Regions from separate parts of the Homo sapiens genome. Here region 1 is linked to region 2. A link is a loop called in an ENCODE intact Hi-C map of the cell type or tissue named here. Cell type or tissue: ovary. All regions are shown on one strand. Links, peaks and the distances in the headings refer to the core of each region. The heading gives the core; the rest is flanking DNA.

Region 1 (5,362 bases), core at 150-5,149, 92 kb after region 2:
ATGGGGTGGCTACTATCCGTGTTCCCATTTTACAGACAAGAAAACAGAGGATCAGAGAGGTGAAGTTCGTGAGTGGAGGAACCAGGGCTTCGACCCAGGCCGGTGTCTCTCAGAGCTTGGATCTTGGTGGATATTCTATCGTCTTCCCCGTTGTGGCCCCTGGCCCTCACCTGCTGACCCCCATGGGAGCAGGGTCTCTGTCGGCCACAGGCGTGGGTAGTCCTGGACCTGGTGGTTTCCATGGGGCAATGGAAAGCAAGGCCTTGGCTCCTGCAGGGACCTCGGGTGGCCTGGCCTGGGCCCCACAGAGGCCGCAGCCCACACCAAAACCTCAGTGAGCAAGCCAGCTCCCAGGACACAGGCCAAGCCCAGGGTGTTCCCAGCCTGAACTAACAGCAGGAGGAGAAGACAGAGGGCTGAGACCACCCACACGCCCATTTCATTCCTCAGTGCCAGGCAAGCCCACAGGGGTGGGGCCCAGCCCCCAGGACACCTAGGGCACTGGAAGGACCAACCTGTGCGGTTCTCATCAAAGAAGCTTGTCTCCTGGGACACCAGTGAGCGGAAGAGACAGTTTCGAAGGCGAATGTTCAGTCTGGCAAATATGAGGGTAAAAATGCCGCCCCGAATACCTGCGGCAAATGAGCTAATTGCAGATAAGAGATATTATAGCACGATGTCCTTCCAGACCAGTGACCACACCCGGCTGCCCCCTCCCGCTGCCGGCAGGCCTGGGAGCCCCACCGCAGCCCCACTCCAGGGCTGGCATCCCTGCGGGGTCCCCCTCATTCCCAGTGGGAGCCCCCCTCAAGGTGAGGGCAAAGGGGACAGTTGTGGGACAAGAGACCCAAATGTGCCAGCCAGACCCTCTTCCTTCCAGAACAGCTCAGACAAAGCCGGTTCTGTTTGGGACCAGATTCCTACTTGGAAAACAGCCAGGGAGGGTGAGCAGGGAACCCTGAGGACTGAAGCCCTTTTCAGGGACCAGAGGGTGTGGTTCTAGGGTGCTCTAAGACAGTGTGGAAGCCGGTTCCCAGGGTGACCAGCTGAGGGACAGGCCCACCAGGGGCATTTCCAGGGCCTCCCTGGCCCCTGTCTTCCTTAGGAACAGGCCCTCCCTTCCCTCCCTGGTGCAGGTCGGGGTGTGCGGGGCAGGGCGTGGGGGTTGAGCCAGCTACCTGCCAATGGCCAGCAGGCACACGATGACGACAGCCGTGCTGAACTGATCCATGCTTTTCTGGATGACGATGCCATCAATGGCGCGGCCCGTGTAGTAGGGCAGGAAGGTCTCTCCTGGGGGAGGCAGGGCAGCCTCAGGGACGTCTGCAGCCAGGGGAACCCGCACCCTTCCTCCTGAGGCTCCAGAAGTCCACACACCAACCCCTCTGCCCACTCCACCGGTGGGCTTTCCTCCCTCGGCAAACTCTTGCTGCCCATCGTGGGGCCCCAGGGTGCTTAATGCCCCCCTCCTCAGAGAACAGGGGAGCACTGGGCCTTGCATCCACACAGCCTGCTGGTTCTTCTTTATTTATAGTGGCTACCAGGCATCGAGCCAGGGCTCCTGCAGGATGCTTCATTCTCTTGTTTTTTGAGACAGGGTCTCGCTGTGTCCCCCGGGCTGGAGTGCAGTGGTGTAATCATAGCTCACTGCAGCATCAAACTCCTGGGCTCAGGTGATCCTCCTGTCTCAGCCTCCTGAGTAGGGAATACAGGCATGTGCCACCATGCCAGGCTAATTTTTTTTTTTTTTTTTTTGTAGAGACAGGGGTCTCACTATGTGGCCCAAGCTGGTCTCAACCTCCTGGGTTGAAGCAATCCTCCTACCTTGGCCTCCCAAAGTACTGGGATTATAGGTATGAGCCACCGCTCCTGAACTTTGTTTCATTCCCTTTGGAGCAGGCCCTGGAATCACCCCCATTTTACAAATGAGAAAAATTAATTTGTTTTTCTTTTTCTAAAATATTTTCCTTTTTTTTTTTTTTTTTAACTTTTTGAGACAGGGTTTCACTCCTGTCGCCCAGGCTGGAGTGCAGCCTCAACCTCCTGGGCTCAGTGGATCTTCCCACCTCAGACTCCTGAGTAGCCGGGACTACAGGCACACGCCACCAGGCCTAGCTAATTTTTTGTATTTTTTTGTAGAGACGAGGTTTCGCTAGGTTGCCCAGGCTGGTCTCTAACTCCTGGGCTCAAGCGATCCACCCACCTCAGCTTCCCAAAGTGCTGGGGTTACAGGCCTGAGTCACAGCGTCCGGCTGAAAGTGAAGTTGAATGAGATGACTCGTCCAGGCCACATGGCAATCAGTGGCTGATTGACGCCAAAGTTGATTTCATTCTTCTCAATGGGTTCAGAGTCCAAATTCTGGAACCTCAGAAGACGTTGCTATTCTGGTTCCAAGCAATGCTGGAAATTGCCACCCCACCCCTCCTGGTGGGGCACTTGACACCTTGCTGGGTGCTTTCTTACCCGCTTGCCTTACTGTGTTTTCACAACAATCCTGGGGTGGAATGGGAGACTCACAGAGGCTGAGGAATTTACTCCAGGTCACACAGCAAGGGGAAAGGCTGGGACTCAAACCTAAACTGGCTTTCAACCTGGGGGCTCTTTCTTTTCCCTTCCTCCTGTGGTCTGAATGCATCTCCCAAAATTTACATATTGAAACATAATCGCCAATGTGATAGGGCAGAGCTCTCCAGGATGGGATGAGGGCCCTTTTCAAAGGGCTTGTAAGCCTGGTTTGCCATCTCTCGCCCTTCCACCTTCTGCAGCGTGAGGACACAGCAGTCTTCCCCTCCAGAGGACACAGCAAGGAGGGACCATCTTGGAAGCAGAGAGTGGCCCTCACGACACCAAACCTGCTGGCACCTTGATCTGGGACTTCCCAGCCTCTAGAACAGTACGAAATCAGTTTCTATGGTTTCTAAATGACCCAGTCTGTGGTATTTTGTTACAGCAGCAGAAATGAGACTCCCCCGACAATAATCCGGAATGTCCACTCTCCTCTTAAGGAAATAGTGGCATCACCAGGCCAGGCCAGGCCCTTGTTCATCCCAGGACCTGTTTCCACTGAAGTTCTTTCCATGAGCAGAGCCAGGTTTGGGGCTGGGCATACAGTAGGTGCTCAATAAAGGTCAGTGAATGAACCCCGGGCAGGTCTGGCTAGCACAGTCTGGCCTGGCTCAGACACTTGGGTAGTGAGACTTTCTGTGCAGTTCTGGTGCCCTCTGCTGGGACCATGAGGTGGCAGCCTAGAGGGCCTGTGTCCCCACAGTCCTTGGCCAGACGAGGTCTCCAGCTGAGGCTGCAGAGTTCCACCCAGCCTGAGTTTCTGCCTCAGTTTACCCACAGAAAAGAAGAGGGCAACGATGAGCTGTGACAGAATATTCTGGAATATCTGATTCCAGCAAGCACCAATGCTAATAATCGCCTTACTGGGTACCAGGGGCTGTGCAAAGCATGCCGGCAAACTCTCTTGCTGAATCTGCACAAGAATTACGTGAAACTCTCCAATGCACCAGCAAATACTCAGACCATTTCCAGAACCTGACCACTTTCACTGCCTCTACTGCCCCAACCCTGGTCCAAGTCATTAACCTCACTGGGACTATCTCAGTAGCCTGCTCTCAACTTTGCTCACATCAGCCTGTCCACACAGTAGAAGGCAGGATCCTGTTGGAACTAACTTCAGATCTTGTTGCTCCTTGGCTCAAAACAGTCCAAATCCCCCTTCTCATCCAGTGAGATGGTAAAAGCCAAAGTCTTTACAATAGCCCACAAGGACCTGCATGATTGAGCCGCTAGCAGAGACCTTTGTCTTCTCCCCGCCCCATCTCACTCCCTCTGCTCCAGCTAACTGGTGTCTGCTCTTGAACAACTGGGCACCTTCCTGCCTCAGGACCTTTGCATGGGCTAGTCCTTCTGCCTGGAGTGCTCTTACCACATACATTTTTTTTTTTTTTTGAGATGGAGTCTCAGTCTGTTACCCAGGCTGGAGTGCAGTGGCATGATCTCAGCTCACTGCAACCTCCACTTCCTGGGTTCAAGTGATTCTCATGCCTCAGCCTCCCAAGTAGCTGAGATTACAGGTGACCGCCATCACACCCGGCTAAATTTTATATATGTATATATATATTTTGAGATGGAGTCGCACTCCGTCGCCCAGGCTGGAGTGTATTGGCACGATTTCAGCTCGCTGTAACCTCTGCCACCTGGGTTCAAGTGATTGTCCTGCCTCAGCCTCCCGAGTAGCTGGGATTACAGACACCTGCCATTGCACCTGGCTAATTTTTGTATTTTTAGTAGAGATGGGGTTTCACCATGTTGGCCTGGCTGATCTTGAACTCCTGACCTCGTGATCCACCTGCCTTGGCCTCCCAAAGTGCTGGGATTACAGGCATGAGCCATCGCACCTGGCCTAAATTTTATATTTTTATTAGAGACAGGGTTTCACCATGTTGCCCAGGCTGGTCTTGAACTCTTGACCTCAAGTGATCTGCCCGCCTCGGCCTTCCAAAATGCTGGGATTACAGGTGTGAGCCACCACACCCAGCCACTTACCCCAGATATCTGCTCCCCTACCTTCTTAAGTCTCAAAGGCCACCCAGTAATCCTATAGGTTTGGTACAATTATTCCTTCCATTTGTGGAAATGTATTCTTTACACAAAAGAGGAAACTGAGGCTCAGAGAGATTAAGTCACTTGCCCAAGTTTATACATTTGGTTTGCCATGAAATCCATATTAAAGAATCTTAGGCTACAGAAGGTAGCTCACACCTGCAATCCCAGCACTTTGGGAGGCCGAGGTGGGAGGATCACTTGAGCTGGAGAGGTCAAGGCTGAAGTCGCTGTGATCACTCCACTGTACTCCATCCAGCCTGGGTGACAGAGGGAGGCCCTGCCTCAAAAAAAAAAAAAAGGACTCCATTTGTTTTTTATGTATTTTTTTTATTTTTTTTGAGACGGAGTTTCACTCTTGTTGCCCAGGCTGCGATGCAATGGTGCGATCTCCACTCACAGCAACCTCTGCCTCCTGGGTTCAAGCGATTCTCCTGCCTCAGCCTCCCGAGTAGCTGGGATTACAGGCATGCGCCACCACACCTAGCTAATTTTGTATTTTTAGTAGAGACGGGGTTTCTCCATGTTGGTCAGGCTGGTCTCGAACTCCTGACCTCAGGTGATCTGCCCCCCCTTGCTGAGATTACAGGTGTGAGCCACCGTGCCCGGCCTATTTTTTATTTTTTGAGACAGAGTCTCATTCCGTCACCCAGGCTGGAGTGCAGTGGCACGATATCAGCTCACTGCAACCTCCACCTCCCAGGTTCAAGCAATTCTCCTGCCTCAGCCTTCTGAGCAGCTGGGATTACA
Region 2 (5,362 bases), core at 123-5,122:
ACATTGTGTTTATCTGTTCATCACTTGGTGGACATTGGGTTTGTTGCAACTTTCTGGCTGTTGTAAATAGTGCTGCTGTGGGCCTTTGAGCACAAGTTTCTGTGTAAACATCTGCCATCACTTATCTTGGATAGATAGCTGATGTGTGTGGAACACAGTAGAACTGCTGGGTCTCACCTCTGTTACCCTGTTGAGAAACTACCAGACTGTTTTCCAAAGTGGCTGCACCATTTTACACTCCCACCAGCAACGCATGAATGTTCCAGTTTCTCCACATCCTTGCCAATGCTTATTATTGTCTTCTTTTTATTTTAGCCATCCTAGTGGGTGTGGAGTGGTTTCTCACGGTCTTGATTTGTGTTTCCCTGATAGCAAAGGGTGCTACATATCTTTTCATGAGCTACCTGGCCATTTGTGTATCTTTGGAGAAATGTCTTTTAGGACCTTGAGCTCACGTTTTAATTGGGTTATCTTTTTATTCTTGAGCTGTGCACTGTGTGGGAAGCCTCTTTCTAGAAATCTCCACCCCCCTGACCAGTGAGGGTCTCAGCTGGGCTCCAACTGGTGGCCCATGGGTCATTCCAGGGCTGGGGCACATCCTTGGCCTTGGGGAGGATCTCTAACCTGTCCTCTTCACCCCCATTGCCAGGAGTCTCAGGAGCAGGGGCTGCGGCAGAGGCTGCTGGACGAGCAGTTCGCAGTGTTGCGGGGCGCTGCTGCCGAGGCCGCGGGCATCCTGCAGGATGCCGTGAGCAAGCTGGACGACCCCCTGCACCTGCGCTGTACCAGCTCCCCAGGTAGACAGTGGGGCCACACTCAGCCGCTCCCCTGCCTCCTTCCCATCCCCAGCCCTGAGCAGCGGGTGGCAGGGGCCTCAGTTCTCCTCGTGCTTGCAGACTACCTGGTGAGCAGGGCCCAGGAGGCCTTGGATGCCGTGAGCACCCTGGAGGAGGGCCACGCCCAGTACCTGACCTCCTTGGCAGGTGAGTGTAGCCAGGGCAGGGCGGAGGCGGGGGCTGTGTCCCAGTTCCAGCGCCCATGGCCACCTCTTGCCTTTTGGGAGGTTTACAGACAGCAGGGACCTCTCTGGGAAGCCAAGCAGATGCCCCCTGCCTGCTCCTTCCCAGGAACCCACCCCTGCCCTGTGGACAAATAGGCTTTTGCCTCTGGGGCCTGGGCCACCATATGTCTGCAGGTGGCAGAGCACTGAAGGGCCCGGGGCCACACACACTGTGGTGTGGTTCCCACTGCCTCCTGGACGTTGTCTTGCCGAGCCCTCCTTTCCTCTTCCTCCTCCTCCTGGGATAGCTGGCCACCGACGGTGGTCCCAGTGCTAGTGTCTCAGTGTCATCCTCCCCCAACCTTGGCCCCACCCACCCGCACAGACGCCTCCGCCCTGGTGGCAGCTCTGACCCGCTTCTCCCACCTGGCTGCGGATACCATCATCAATGGCGGTGCCACCTCGCACCTGGCTCCCACCGACCCTGCCGACCGTAAGTGGGTCCTGGGATGGCAGGTTCTGTCCACCTCACTGGCTTGTCTCCCCTGGGGGTCCTTATGGAGCCTGTCGGTGGGGGGGGCTCCACTCACGGTCCTTTCTCACCCCAGGCCTCATAGACACCTGCAGGGAGTGCGGGGCCCGGGCTCTGGAGCTCATGGGGCAGCTGCAGGACCAGCAGGCTCTGCGGCACATGCAGGCCAGCCTGGTGCGGACACCCCTGCAGGGCATCCTTCAGCTGGGCCAGGTGAGGCACAGCTGAGTGTGGGTTTGGGAGGCTTGGGCCTGCCTCTGACCTCTGCACCCACCTCTGGGTTGGCTGAACAGGTGTTTGTGCGTGGAGCCTGCAGCCTCAGGACACAGGGTGGGGACCATGCACCCTCCTCGATCCCTGTGGTCCCCAACCTCTTTCCCAGGCTGCCCGTGGGACGGGGGGGGACGGAGGCTACCCCTGTCTGACTCCCATCCTCACCAGGAACTGAAACCCAAGAGCCTAGATGTGCGGCAGGAGGAGCTGGGGGCCGTGGTCGACAAGGAGATGGCGGCCACATCCGCAGCCATTGAAGATGCTGTGCGGAGGATTGAGGTGAGCACGGGATCTGGGGACTCCCCTCATTCCTGTGGAGCTTTGGGGGCCGGAGGCCCCAACTGGGCTGGGTACAGGCTGCACCCACTCCTGCTCTCAGCCTCCAGACAGAGGACAGATGGCGTTTTCCAGGGGCCTGTGAGGTCAGAGCTGAGAGGGCAGGAGGCAGCCCTGGCTTTCCCAGGACCACGGTCCCCTCCTCCCAGCCAGCTCACGGCTCTGTTCTTGGGTGCAGGACATGATGAACCAGGCACGCCACGCCAGCTCGGGGGTGAAGCTGGAGGTGAACGAGAGGTGAGCCCCCCTTCTGTCCCCCCAGGCCCAGCCGAGGTGGGCTCCCCGTGGCCCCTAAGGTTCTGCCCCCAACTGTTCTGCTCACGGGAAAGGAAGGCCTGGCTCAGAGCAGACACTCCCTCCCCACCTGCTGAGCCCTGATGTGGCCAGGCCCGCCATGGCGTCGTGTGGGCTGCTCTGCAGAGCGGCAGCTAAGTCTCTCCTTCTCTCCCCCAGGATCCTCAACTCCTGCACAGACCTGATGAAGGTGAGGGGCTGTGACCCGGGGGGGTCTGCACCTGGAGGGCCACCAGTCATTGCTGTCTTGGTCTCGGCAGGCTATCCGGCTCCTGGTGACGACATCCACTAGCCTGCAGAAGGAGATCGTGGAGAGCGGCAGGGTGAGGGGCCGGCGGCAGCAGGGCACAGTCCACAAGGAGCCTGACCCCCAGCCTAGGCCACCCTGGGCATGAGACCCTCCACCCCCTACCACAGGGAGGCCTCAGGGATGCGCCCTATGGCCAGAGTGAGGGGGAGAGGGCCCTTGAGGGCCACTTTCCACCTTTGGTGTCCTTGACTGGCATGTCCTGCCCTGTTCTCCCGTCGCCACTAGGGGGCAGCCACGCAGCAGGAATTTTACGCCAAGAACTCGCGCTGGACCGAAGGCCTCATCTCGGCCTCCAAGGCTGTGGGCTGGGGAGCCACACAGCTGGTGTAGGTTGCCCTGGGTGGGGGGGGGCAGGGGGCTGCTTCCTGCCAGTTGGAGCAGTTTGGGGTTCAACAGGGTGCAGGGAGTAGAGGGGGTGTGGAGTGGTGCCAGCCGTCCGTGGGGTCAGAGACCCTGGCCCTGACTGGCCCTTGACCCGCAGGGAGGCAGCTGACAAGGTGGTGCTTCACACGGGCAAGTATGAGGAGCTCATCGTCTGCTCCCACGAGATCGCAGCCAGCACGGCCCAGCTGGTGGCGGCCTCCAAGGTGAGCTTGCACGCCGACAGCAGCACACTGGGCTCTGGGCCCAGCTTGGCCTGGGCTGTGGCTGCCAAGCCCAGGCCTGCTGCTGCCCTGAGCTGGGAGACCTGGGCCCACCCTGACCTCTCGCCCCTCAGGTGAAGGCCAACAAGCACAGCCCCCACCTGAGCCGCCTGCAGGAATGTTCTCGCACAGTCAATGAGAGGGCTGCCAATGTGGTGGCCTCCACCAAGTCAGGCCAGGAGCAGATTGAGGACAGAGGTGAGTGCCAGATGCCAACGGGGGCTGCTGGCTCCCGAGGCTGAATGGGGGTGGGTGCCCAGATGTTCACCCCCTTGTCCTCCGGCCACAGACACCATGGATTTCTCCGGCCTGTCCCTCATCAAGCTGAAGAAGCAGGAGATGGAGACCCAGGTAGGCGCCCATGGCTGCCCCGTGACCTCTGAGCTCATCCCTCGGGCGAAGCCTGGACCCAGGAGAGAGCTCCCTGGGGAGGCTGGGCTGGGCTGAGCAGGCCGTGTGGCTACAGGTGCGTGTCCTGGAGCTGGAGAAGACGCTGGAGGCTGAACGCATGCGGCTGGGGGAGTTGCGGAAGCAACACTACGTGCTGGCTGGGGCATCAGGCAGCCCTGGAGAGGAGGTGGCCATCCGGCCCAGCACTGCCCCCCGAAGTGTAACCACCAAGAAACCACCCCTGGCCCAGAAGCCCAGCGTGGCCCCCAGACAGGACCACCAGGTGCCGTCTGCACTGGGATGGGGGAGTTCCTGGACGGGGGTGCTGTCCCCAGCCCTAGAGGGGCACATGGTGCACGTCCCTGGGGAAGTCAGGGACCACTGACAACATGCAGGGAGGAGCTTGCTCAAGGGAGAGGTGGGGCCCCAGGTGCCTGGCTGTGACCACTGACCCCCCACCTTTAACCCCTGCAGCTTGACAAAAAGGATGGCATCTACCCAGCTCAACTCGTGAACTACTAGGCCCCCCAGGGGTCCAGCAGGGTGGCTGGTGACAGGCCTGGGCCTCTGCAACTGCCCTGACAGGACCGAGAGGCCTTGCCCCTCCACCTGGTGCCCAAGCCTCCCGCCCCACCGTCTGGATCAATGTCCTCAAGGCCCCTGGCCCTTACTGAGCCTGCAGGGTCCTGGGCCATGTGGGTGGTGCTTCTGGATGTGAGTCTCTTATTTATCTGCAGAAGGAACTTTGGGGTGCAGCCAGGACCCGGTAGGCCTGAGCCTCAACTCTTCAGAAAATAGTGTTTTTAATATTCCTCTTCAGAAAATAGTGTTTTTAATATTCCGAGCTAGAGCTCTTCTTCCTACGTTTGTAGTCAGCACACTGGGAAACCGGGCCAGCGTGGGGCTCCCTGCCTTCTGGACTCCTGAAGGTCGTGGATGGATGGAAGGCACACAGCCCGTGCCGGCTGATGGGACGAGGGTCAGGCATCCTGTCTGTGGCCTTCTGGGGCACCGATTCTACCAGGCCCTCCAGCTGCGTGGTCTCCGCAGACCAGGCTCTGTGTGGGCTAGAGGAATGTCGCCCATTACTCCTCAGGCCTGGCCCTCGGGCCTCCGTGATGGGAGCCCCCCAGGAGGGGTCAGATGCTGGAAGGGGCCGCTTTCTGGGGAGTGAGGTGAGACATAGCGGCCCGGGCGCTGCCTTCACTCCTGGAGTGAGTTTCCATTTCCAGCTGGAATCTGCAGCCACCCCCATTTCCTGTTTTCCATTCCCCCGTTCTGGCCGCGCCCCACTGCCCACCTGAAGGGGTGGTTTCCAGCCCTCCGGAGAGTGGGCTTGGCCCTAGGCCCTCCAGCTCAGCCAGAAAAAGCCCAGAAACCCAGGTGCTGGACCAGGGCCCTCAGGGAGGGGACCCTGCGGCTAGAGTGGGCTAGGCCCTGGCTTTGCCCGTCAGATTTGAACGAATGTGTGTCCCTTGAGCCCAAGGAGAGCGGCAGGAGGGGTGGGACCAGGCTGGGAGGACAGAGCCAGCAGCTGCCATGCCCTCCTGCTCCCCCCACCCCAGCCCTAGCCCTTTAGCCTT

The links. A loop is a pair of places that touch in the nucleus more often than their neighbours do. Peaks named below come from ENCODE experiments on the same cell type or tissue, not always from the same donor. Only the 100,000 strongest peaks of a DNase experiment are listed, where the experiment ranks them.
Region 1: a loop joins it to region 2, with 5 times the contacts of the local background. A loop is called at or near these places in 110 of 110 quality-filtered maps.

The regions. Positions count from the first base shown.
Region 1 is chr12:122,949,273-122,954,634 of GRCh38, forward strand. ABCB9 (ATP binding cassette subfamily B member 9) reads right to left here. Exons shown (of 12, transcript NM_019625.4): 3 at 1,179-1,293; 4 at 516-646. Among named protein-coding and RNA genes, the nearest start is that of ABCB9, 15 kb to the right of the region's middle. In ovary, for the core only: a CTCF peak has its summit at 3,261 (motif pointing left); a DNase peak (open chromatin) is centred at 3,229.
Region 2 is chr12:122,857,453-122,862,814 of GRCh38, forward strand. HIP1R (huntingtin interacting protein 1 related) reads left to right here. Exons shown (of 32, transcript NM_003959.3): 19 at 650-797; 20 at 897-983; 21 at 1,386-1,493; 22 at 1,609-1,745; 23 at 1,974-2,084; 24 at 2,320-2,378; 25 at 2,595-2,625; 26 at 2,696-2,758; 27 at 2,971-3,071; 28 at 3,227-3,332; 29 at 3,464-3,587; 30 at 3,679-3,740; 31 at 3,856-4,062; 32 at 4,254-5,362. The coding sequence ends at 4,301. Among named protein-coding and RNA genes, the nearest start is that of HIP1R, 25 kb to the left of the region's middle. RefSeq lists a silencer at 3,030-3,324. In ovary, for the core only: a CTCF peak has its summit at 2,952 (motif pointing right); a DNase peak (open chromatin) is centred at 2,989; H3K27ac peaks cover 1,989 bases.